Linked DNA regions of Mus musculus: region 2 is linked to region 1. The links are chromatin loops, found by intact Hi-C in ENCODE. Cell type or tissue: heart. All regions are shown on one strand. Each heading gives the region's core, and the rest is flanking DNA. Links, peaks and the distances in the headings are about the cores only. Region 1 overlaps Auts2 (autism susceptibility candidate 2). Region 2 overlaps Auts2 (autism susceptibility candidate 2).

Evidence for each region. A loop is a pair of places that touch in the nucleus more often than their neighbours do. Peaks named below come from ENCODE experiments on the same cell type or tissue, not always from the same donor. Only the 100,000 strongest peaks of a DNase experiment are listed, where the experiment ranks them.
Region 2: it touches region 1 in a loop (2.6-fold over the local background); 5 of 42 quality-filtered maps call a loop at or near these places.

The regions. Positions count from the first base shown.
Region 1 is chr5:131,531,218-131,536,596 of GRCm38, reverse strand. Auts2 (autism susceptibility candidate 2) reads left to right here. Exons shown (of 20, transcript NM_001363480.1): 6 at 2,725-2,776. Among named protein-coding and RNA genes, the nearest start is that of Gm29681, 120 kb to the right of the region's middle. In heart, for the core only: a CTCF peak has its summit at 2,578; no DNase peak of the experiment used is centred there; H3K4me3 peaks cover 1,008 bases; H3K27ac peaks cover 85 bases.
Region 2 is chr5:131,812,781-131,818,159 of GRCm38, reverse strand. All of the region lies in intron 4 of Auts2 (autism susceptibility candidate 2), which reads left to right. Among named protein-coding and RNA genes, the nearest start is that of 4930563F08Rik, 65 kb to the left of the region's middle. In heart, for the core only: no CTCF peak of the experiment used is centred there; DNase peaks (open chromatin) are centred at 3,319, 3,859 and 4,779; H3K27ac peaks cover 1,807 bases.

The DNA.
Region 1 (5,379 bases), core at 101-5,100:
AATGTCCCCACGATTAAGGCGCCCAGCGATATGTACAAACGATTTTTTAAAAATACGTGTGTATGTGGAGGGTATATGAAGAGATGAAGGGAAAACTTGCAGGAATCAGTGATCCCCTCCACCTTTAAGTGAGTATGGAGGATCCAACTGAGGTTGTTGCATTTGGCAACAAACCTATTTACCTGCTGAGCCATCACGCCCACCCTGTATGGATGATTTTTCAGTCTTGTTGAGTGAAGGAAAATTACTTGAGGACCGTTGAAGCAGCTACATGGAATCTGCACCTATCAAGGCTTTGCCTGGGAGACTTACTTGAAGAATTTGGACGAAGATGGTCCAGGAGGCCAGATGGAAGAACAAGGGACCTTTTTTATTTTTATTTTTATTTTTTAAACCAAGGCACCGAGACACATGTACCTTTGGTGTTTTTTTGCCTTTCCAAAGGAGGCCTTTTTGAGACACCCCCTGACTGTAAGCAAGGCACAGGAGACAATTCAACACTTTGTGACTGATGCCAGTAAATTGAAGGGCTCAAAAAGCTTCCATTAGAAGGCATCGCTCCAAGCATCTTGAATCTCCGTCAGACATATTTCCTTGACAACCATTGGTCACAGAATCATCAGGTCCTCAGGGTCACTTCATTATCTACTTGAGAGCATACTCAGAGCCTAGTGGTGCTCACAAAGGTGACAGAATCACAGGGGCTGCCGCCTACCGCCTAATCCAGCTCTGGCTCCCATACCTAGAGCCACGCAAATGCAGCCTTAACAAGTTGCTTCTCCCTCTCTCTTCTTGCAGTTTTGGAAGAGCAGCTAATTTTTTTTTTTTTCTTTTAAACCGATTTCTTTAGGCCCATTAGACTCACTGTAATAGAAAAACCCCAACATTTTTAACAGTTATTTTAGTTCTGTAACATAACAGAAGAGACAGAATATTGCTCTCGTGTGCATGTGTGTAGGTTTTTTTTTTTTTTTCCCCCTTTCTTTCAAAAAATATTAACTCCATTTTGGTTTTGAAGCCGAGGCTTGCTAGTGACCATTCTAAGAGTATTTCACATCATTTTAAGGACGATGAAAACTCTTTGAGTTGCCAAGTTTTAGACTGCAAGACTTAGAAAGACATAGAAATCTCATTATGATTTGGGAATAGTAACACCTTTGGTGCCACTGTGTGCTTTTTCAGATTCACGAGTCTCTGTGTGCAGTGCAGATCAGTGAGGCTTTGTAACTTAATATTCTTGAACTGTTTAATGCTGAACACCCTCCACGGGACCTTCTTTGTGGCTCATTTTTATGAAATGCTACTCTAATAATATAATTTTGTTTAGTGTTACTTATGATGTCAGGAAAAGCTCTGTGTATATTTTATTCTAACTGCAAAAGCAGAGGGGTTATCTCTGTAGGATTTTTCACGAGTGAATGCAATTGAATACTTATTTTGTATATTTTTTGCCCTTGAGCCTATTAATCCTCTGAACCACCGTATAGAAGGAAGATTAGAATAAAATAAATGAGAGCCAGCCATAATAAAAATAGGCTAGGTCTTTTTATATCCCTGGCCTTGTGAACTGGAACATTTCCCTCAGTTATACGCAGAAATGTTTCATCTCCATCAATGTGGCCTTGGAAAACTACATAGAATATCTTCTTTGTCCCCCAAAGCCAGCCCAACTTCCCTTACCCCTACCCCCCACATTTCTTTATCCCATATAGAGTGAACATTCTGTGCCTTGCTTTGTCAAATGTATGCATCTTGGTATAAAACATGAAAGATCAGAGTTTTCTCAGAGGGGTCACAGGTCAAACATAGCATGAGTGTGGCTTGACCATTGATTGACAGGTCGAAGTGGTATCTTCAAATAAGAAGAGTGAGCTTTCTTAATTTTTACCTGTTTTCCGCGTCCTAGAAAGAAGCAGTAAATCCTGCAATATTACCGTCTCTTTCATCAAACTGGCTCACCATTTCCTCCCTAGAACATTAGTATATAATTTAAGCTGACTTTATAGTCTTTCTGTTTAAAGAGGCGCATTGCCTTCCCTCACACCAGTATAATAACTAGCTGACATGATCCCTGAAAAGCATGAGAGATGGCAAAGTGACCAGGTTTTAAATAGGGTCAGCTCTCATCCAAAACACTGAGTTTGGCCCTGGTGACCGTGACAAACACTGAACCTCGGGATCATCAAATACATCTTTAAAATCAAATTCGTTTCTGGATATCCTGGCTGACACTTTGGTGAGGAAAAGCTTAATGTCAAAAATAACCAAAAAACAAAACAAAAACAAACAAACAAAAAAAAAAAACCACATTTCTGATTTGTAGAAGAAAATTGAAAAACAAAATCCGGTGTCAAAAATTTAAAAATAAATAAATTAAAAATTAAAAATAATGATCTGTCAACTGAATTAGAAAATCGTTTTGTGAATGAACTAAATTGCCTTGTGAACCATTTTGTAGAAATATGTTTTGCACAGATAATAATAAGGACACATTTTGAAAATCAGATTTTTTTTTTCTTCCTTCCCCCAGCAAATAGCTGCAGTGCAGGCCTTTCTGCAACAGTCAACCAGCACCACCTGATGGAGGATTTGGGGAAATCACTGACTCTTACATTCTTCCTAAAAATATAGTCAATTGATTTAAAATGATAGCAGCCGACAAGGCTGTGGTTGATAGTCTTCACTGACAGTCCTAACGCTTACCCTCCCCTTTTTGTTTTGCAGGCTTCAGATGCTAGCTCTGAAAAACTCTTCAACACTGTTCTTGTAAACAAAGGTAAGACCCATTTATTACACTAAAGGATGGCTTTTAAAAATGAATAAGTAAATGCATCTCGTTGTCATTGTCCAAGAAGAAAGAGGAGAGGAAAAAAAAAATCCATGTGCTCTTTTTGTCTTAGCATTTTTGTGTTTTTGCTCCACTGTGGGGTCTGGTGGTTTTTTGAGGTGCAGGAGGAAAATGTTCATTTTTGAAAGAATTTCCCGATTCCTCGTTTGAATTGACCGGTGGTGTTAATTTTGTGTGGGATGCTGCAACAGAGAAGAATGGTTTTACAATGTCTTGATTGTTAGTTATCAACTTCCCGGCAGTCAGAGCACTATAAATAGTGTGTGTGTGCGCGCCTCGGATGGTAATAACCAATGGGGTATTTAATATTCACGGCGTTAGAGCCATAAACCAAGCCTTCTTCTGCTCTGGGCTCTCTGTAAAGTTAATAAATGAGCAAGAGGGCAGAATTTAAGTACCCACTTCTCCATTGATTCCTTCCAAACCTCAGTCCATAGATTAAGAGAGGCTAATGGTGCCGAGGTACACACAGGGAAGGCTCACCCTGAATCCCTGTCGGTAGGATCCTCAGGAGTCTTCATTCGCAGAAGTGTCCTTGGACCTAATGAAATTTAGAGGAGTTTCTGTGCACTGAGTTCAAAAGGTGTGTCATCTGGAAGGTACAGATAATACCAACCCACCACTCCCTTCCCCCTATAGAACCCCACTTAGGGGTTTGCAGGATGATTGCTAAATAAAGATGTGCTAGCCTGTGGTAACCTCTGCCCCTTGAAGGATGTGCAGGAGCACTGGGCCAGCATTGGACCCAGAGTTAGGTCCCCACGGCGTGAAATGGGAGAATAGTGCAGCAGTTTATTTCATTGTTAACATTTTCTGTCAGTTTCCTTTTTGCTTTCTAGTTAATGAAACATTTCCATGCGCAGTTATTTTGTACCTTCCAATTATTTTGAACTTGAACCTACCTTGATTTTAAATAGTACCTTATATTTAAAGATATCCCCAAGGTCTGTATGCTTGTAAGTTTGCTAGGACTCCCAGAATTAATGTCATATTGAATATGATCTTGTATTTTAATTGCATGATAGGATTACAGCTTTATATTTCATCATAGTTCTTAGTGGCCTGAGAAGTTTGTATAAATTTGTAATCCATAATGCTAAAAAACAAAACAATAAAAGCCAATGTGAGTGCTTGGCACACATCTCCCTCAGGGGTAGATATGTATGCATGTTTTCTGCTCCTCTTATTGAGAGGAGAGAATTCGGTGGGCCTTGGAGGTGTCCTTGATTAAAAAAAAGAAAGGTAACAGGAGAGGAAACTGAGTCATGGCAGGTCCCTACCCAAAGCAGTTTCCATGACTCTCTGACCCCCTCAACCCGACACACACATCGCTCGCCCACTGCCTGGTATTGCATCTTTCTTGTGTTAAGTTGCTATGGCCCTGTCTAAGCTGGCTCTAGGTTGGCATTAATTGCGACTGAGGAGCAGAACAGAACAGCTGAAGACCTTCTTCTCTCTCTCCTTCCTGCCTCCTCCCCCCCCCCCCCCATCCCACCCCCCCACCCTTCCAGTCTCCAGTCCAACACTTCCCACATTCTTGTTTTTGTTTACTTACACTGAGTGATGTGTGGCATCTATTTGGCTGTGAACAGCCATGCCCCTGACCGGGTGCCTTTCTTCTTCGCTGCTTTTCTGAGAGTAGTGAGGGGTGATTTCAGTTGCCTTGAAAGGATTAAGGTTTCTTTGTGTATACTAAAAATCAACACAGGCTTTTCTCTTAAGCTTTGCTTGGGAAACGTACACAGATAAGCATTTTAGTTGATGGCGGGATTATTCCTTCTCCCCTTATTTCCATCAGAATGGCCTTTCTTTCCTCCCCTGGAGTTTCCCCTTAATGCCTTATGCTAATTCCTGTTGGTAACATGAATGACAAGCGCCTGAATTAGTGTGCAAGTACAGGTGTTGCTCAAGTAGACTGCCTGGTACGCACAGCCCCTCCTCCCAGGAGAAAGAGAATGAGGGGCGCCGGGGAGCTCCGACAGCATCGGGATAGTTTTGTTAAGGGTCATTAGTATTCAAACTGCTAAATATCAGAAAAACAACTACCAAAAAAAGGGGGGAAGGTGATTGGATAACATTGTTGTCAGTTACTCCTGAGAGGCAGGTGCAGTGAGCCTCACTGTGCTTCGGTCTCTTTACTCCTGATAGGAGCTGCAGTGCTTTTTGGATATATGGTTGACAGGTCCTTCGGCTGTCATCATCTCTTCTTACATCAGGTTCAAGTTACTCTGAAAAGTCCGCTTGCTTGTCTAAAAGTCAGTCGATTCTCTGCGAGAATGTGTGTGTATAGCTATAATATATAATATGCTTATTATATGTAACATGCATACATGCATGTCTGTGCATACATGTATGTATGCATATGTATGTTTAAAGCTTTTCAAGAAAGGACAGGTTTAAGACACAGCTGGGAGATTCTTCAAGGCTATCTCTTACTGAACAGTTTTAACAAGACTGTTAGGTAGTCCCACCTTGGCCCAATTCAGAGCCAGATGTTCGAGACCACATATCATCCCCTCTCCTTTGCAGGA
Region 2 (5,379 bases), core at 196-5,195, 280 kb before region 1:
CAGACAGGGCCCTAGACACTCATCCCACTCCATAATGGGTTGTTTACCTTTGTCTCAGCTCTTAAGTGTTAACATTCTTTCATCTCAGCGAGATCTTGTTAAAATACATTTTCTTGCTCCTTTGGAGTTCCAGAATTCCTCACCTACGTCTATGTAAGTAACAGGAAAGGATGTTTTGTTCTATTCAATTTTATTTACTTGTGTGTGTGGGGGCGGGTCATTGGGGGAATGTGGAGGTCGAGAGAAAATGTGCAGGTCTCAGTTCTGACCTTCTATGTTGGTTCTGGGGATGGAACGCAGGTCATTAGCCTTGACAGCAAGTGCCTTTGCCATCTTCCAGGCCTGGATTTTTCACACTTTGTCTTCGATGGCAGTTATTCATGTACTTGTCACGTGTGGTCCTCATAAACAGGACCTGTGTCTTTCCCATTGTCATATCTCCTAACACAGCAATAGTATACCACTTGATGTCATATACTCTAAGTATGTATTGATTGAGTGAATGAATCCTTTTCGCCTCTGTAAAAATCAGAAATTATGAAAACTTGAACTTGGTGGGTGACAGTCATTTAAGTTACTGTCAAGACAATTCTGAATAATATGTGAACTCAGATTTTTTTTTTAGTCAACTGAGGTTCAAGGGTTGAGTATAAGGAAGAGTGCCTGCCAGCATTCATACCCTGCAATACTCATGTGTGCAGACTGTGGAGGGTCGCCATTAGCGGGTCCTTTATCACATGATCCTCTATGGTGTTATATGCTTAAGGCTTTCTCTATGGCTCTATGAGCATGGCGGTCTCTCTATGCTTTTGTAAGCTTGTGAAAACAACATTACACTTATAATTCAATTTATATTGGGATAAAGCGCATTCTGGGGAGTTTGGGTGGCTTAAGCAGTGACCTGGTCCAGCCTGGCCTCTCCAGTTCTAGGCATGGCATTGACCTCTGTCTTCTCTTGGAATCACTCTTCTCCCTCTGCTGGAAGGAGGTCGGTGACTCCCTTGAGCTCCAAATGGCAAGTGCCTCAAAAACAGCCAAATGGAAATTGTGATTTCACTGAACTCAGAACCAAATCTTCATTTTTTTTTTTCTTTATAGAAACATTTTGTGTGCCACATGCCTTGGGAGCCAAAACGAAATCATACTTTGGCTCGCCGCTCTACCTTGCTAAGCTTAGACACTGTAAATACCCTCCTCTTCTCTCATAACATTACATATTTTCACGAATTCATCATAAAGGAGCCACTTTGTAGGTTTGGCTGGTACCAGTGAAAACTTCATTTTCTATTTCACAGCAACTTTTCAGTGGAGGAAAAAAAAAAGTGGGGGGAGCTATGTTGAAAGATTTGGGTTCACCATCAAGATACTGATGCCTGCAGATAGAGCTATATAGAAAACAGCAAGAAGAATGCAAAGATGCTCACATAGACTCTAGGTGACTAGTCTTCCTTGGAGAACATGAGTAAAATAGAGGATCCACTTTCATCTTGATGTATGAATTAATTCCAAAGTGTATCGTATTTTAGGAATGTTCTTCTGCTGTCCTGATTCACCTTAAACTTGTCAACATACTGAATAAGAGAGAGATGTTTGCATTATTTGTGGATAGAAGTCCCTGTCACTTTGAATAATAGAAATTAATGGTTCTTAGACTTTGGTGTATATCACAGTCCCATGAAGGCCACAGTGAATACATGCTGGAGGGCTGAGGGTGTGGTAAACCTCTTGCCCAGAATTTTCCAGAGAGGGATTGTGGGTGTGTATCAGTGGGGACAGCACCTGCCTCCTAGATTCTCCCAGTGAGGGCTTGGGGCATAGTTCCATGGTAGAGCATATGGTTAGAATCTCCCAGTGAGGTGCTGTGGATGTCACTCAGTAGTAGAGTTTTTGTGTAGAACCCTCTACAAAGAACTGGGGATGTAGCTTAGCCATAGAGCACTTGCCTAGAATCCCCCATTGATAGGCTGAGGCCACAGCTCAGTGGTAGAACTTATTCCTAGCATGTACAAAATCTTGAATTAAATCCTTATTACTACCAAACACACACACACACACACACACACACACAGTAAAAATGTTGTTAGACCTCTCACTGCAAGATATTCTGGTTCAGTATTTATAGGTTAAGACTCTTTACAGTTTGTAGTATGTGTCACCACATCCTAAAAAGGTGTCCATATTAGTTTTAAGAAATACCGTATATATATTCAAGATTGACTTTGCACTCCTGATCTTCCTACCTCCACTTCAGTAGTTCTGAGATTGTAGTCATGTACTACCACACCTAAAGAGGAGGCCAGAGAGAACAACTATTGGTTTTGTTTGTGTTTAGTCAAGAGTTCTCGTCTAGAATTTCTTTTGCTGTCATTCAGCGTATCTTTCATTAGCCCTGCTTCCTCCCTGGTGTGATCCTGCTGCCTCATCCCCCAAGGGCTTCCTCAGTCCCAGCTCTGTGCAGGTATCACAAAGACCTTCCTAGCTCCCCAGATAAAACTGCTTCTGGGAGATAACGCACTGACTCATGACAGTAGTCAGGGTCTGATGAGAGAGAGCTCAGTTGGTTCAGTGTTTGCCTATTAAGACTGGGGACCCAAGTTTGATCCCCAGAACCCACATTAAAAAAAGGAAAGGGAAGAAAAGAAAAGGAAAAAAAAGAAGGGAAAAAAGAAAAAAAAAGTAGGTGGCTCAACCTTATAAATATCTCAAGCTTGTAATCTTAGCACCAGTGGGGAGGCAGAAACAGGTGGATCTGTGAGGCTTGCTGGAGAGCCTGTCTAACTGAATAGGTGAGGCCCAGTAAGATGGACAGCCATTGAAGAATCCTAGCTAAGGTTAGCCTCTGACCTACACATGCATGTATAATCGCATGTACATACATGAAATACATTCAGTTTTTAAAGATGTGTGTGTGTGTGTGTGTGTGTGTGTGTGTGTGTATGCACACTCGTGTGCACGCTATAAAGCATGCGCAGAAGTTGAGAGTCAACTCTGTGGGTTCAGTTCTCTTCTACCATGTGAGTTCTGGGAGTCAAACTCATGTTTGCCAGGTTTGTGTGTCAAACATGTTTCCCAGTCCACCACAAACAATGCGTATTTTTAAAAGATAAAATTAATTGCACGATTGATCACTTTCCAAACTAGTCAGGTGCCTTTGCAGCATCCTGAGCCTGCCAACCCTGCTAGAGCGAGTTCTTGCAGTTTGCAGCTGTCTGTACAGCCACAGATAGGAGCTCCTGCTGCCGAGGCCTGGCCTACTGTCTTCCCCACTCTCTGTTCCCTCAGCCTAGGAAACTACCCAGCCCACTGGAAGCGCTCCAATTTTTTTTTTAAATGAATGACAGCACAGACTCATCCCAGAGCCATAATCTCCGAAAACATTTGCGCATGTTTCGAGTTTTGTGCCTGCGAATATCTTACAAACATTTTCCAGATTTAATTGAGGCTTCTGGGAAGTCTTGCTGTGTTTTTTTTCTTGCAAAAATAGAAGGTCGTTACCAGGAAGTCTTAGCATACCATATTTATCTGGTGAGTTTTGAAAATACTGAGTCATGGGACTAATGACTCAACATAGTATTTTCCAAACTGTGAGATAATCTTTGGACTTTGCGAGATTATTATATTAAGTGTACTTTGAGTCTGTCAGTGAAAAAAATAAATAAAAAAGCCTGTATTTTCACATCAGAATTCAAAGAACATCTGTTGAGTATTGGAAATAACATATTTTGAAAACCAACCAATGCGTGCTCCGCCTGCTTCCGCCTGCTAACTGTGGCTGGTCCTTCTGATAAGATTGTGTGGAGACACTCCAGCTTTGACAACCCCACCATTGTTTGGCCACTTGCTGTCTTCCAGACATTGCTCGAGCTCGTGTGCGTGTGTGTGTATGTGTGTGTGTGTGTGTGTGTGTGTGTACAGCTGTGTGTCACGGCCAGATGTCTTATTAACTCACTTACCACCTTGTTTTTGAGGCAAGGTCTCTGACCTGGAGCTCATGTGGACTAGACAGACTAGGCTCCTTCGCCACTGAGCTTCGGGAAGCCCATCTCTGCTTCTGCAGCATTGCAGGTTAGCATGGTGATAACAAGGACACACCACCATGCCCAGCTTGCTTATGTGCTTTCTAGAGACTAAACACATATTTTGATGTGCTGGGAATACAGTTCTACTAACAGAGAACTCGTCTAGAATGTACAGCCCTGGGTGCCATCCACGAGCACTTAACACACCAGGCATGGTAGCATATACATGTAATTCCAGCACTAGGGAGGTGGAGGCAGGAGGATCAGAAATTCAAGCTCGTCCTTGAATGCATAGCAAGTTATGGCCTCAAGCTTGTCTAGCAAATGTTTTGCCCACTGTGCTGTCCTCCCTGCCCTCTTCCTGTAATCTTTAGAAGCCATTCACCCTTCCAACGACAGGCCTCATGTGAGAGTGTCAGTTTCTTGTTTTATGGTGGGATTAGAGGAGAGACCAGTTTCTGGGTGACTCAGAACCGTGGAGGATGGGGTGACGAGGTTTGCCAGTACAGCTGTTCTCACCACCAAGGAGAAGAGCCCTCGGCTGGGAGCTGGGCTTTTCCTTACAGAGGCAGCAGCCCACCTCTGTCCTCCAGGCTGGTTCTCACCTCCTGTCAGCTTTTCCCCTCGCCCATCTCATTTGGTCTCGTTAGCACTCTTCCATACTGAGTAAGCACCATATGTCTTCTCTGAGAACTGGCTTCTAGAGTTCCCCAGGAAATGTCTACTGACAAGGGTGGGAGGAACATGGTGTCCTGCCAGCCAGCAGTCCTCGCCAGAGTGGCCAGCTTCAGAGCCCTGCCTTCTGGGGTTCATCTGCTCCACAGGTGAGGTTTGTCCTGAAACATGACCCCAGGTTAACTTTGACAATTTTAGGAGTCCCAGGAAGTAACCTGCAGGGTGCTTGGCTCTTGTGAATGGCAGAAAGCTAAGGATAGAGTCTTGTTTAGCATTCAGTCCTCTGTCAGGCTGTATCCCACATGATATGCCTCCTTTACCTTCTTGGCACTGTTGTCATGGAGAAGACAGCACATGGGATCATAAAAGAGAAATTGGGGGTTAGAGAGCTAGCTGAGTGCTTAAGGAGATCTCTTCCAGAGGACCTGAGTTCAGTTCCCACACCCTTGTTGAGCAGCTAACAACTGCCTTTAACTTTCGTTCCAGCATACCCATGCTCTTCTCTGGCCTCCTCAAGCACCGCACTGCCTGCACATGCCCACACAGAGACACCGATGCGCGCCTATGCATAATTTTAAAGGTGGGGGCTGGGATCTTGCTCTTTCCTTGTTCTCGTCTGGCTCCCCGGTGCCAAGAAAAATAATCGACAAATATGTTCTGCTTTTGAAAGAATTTGGTTTCTGTA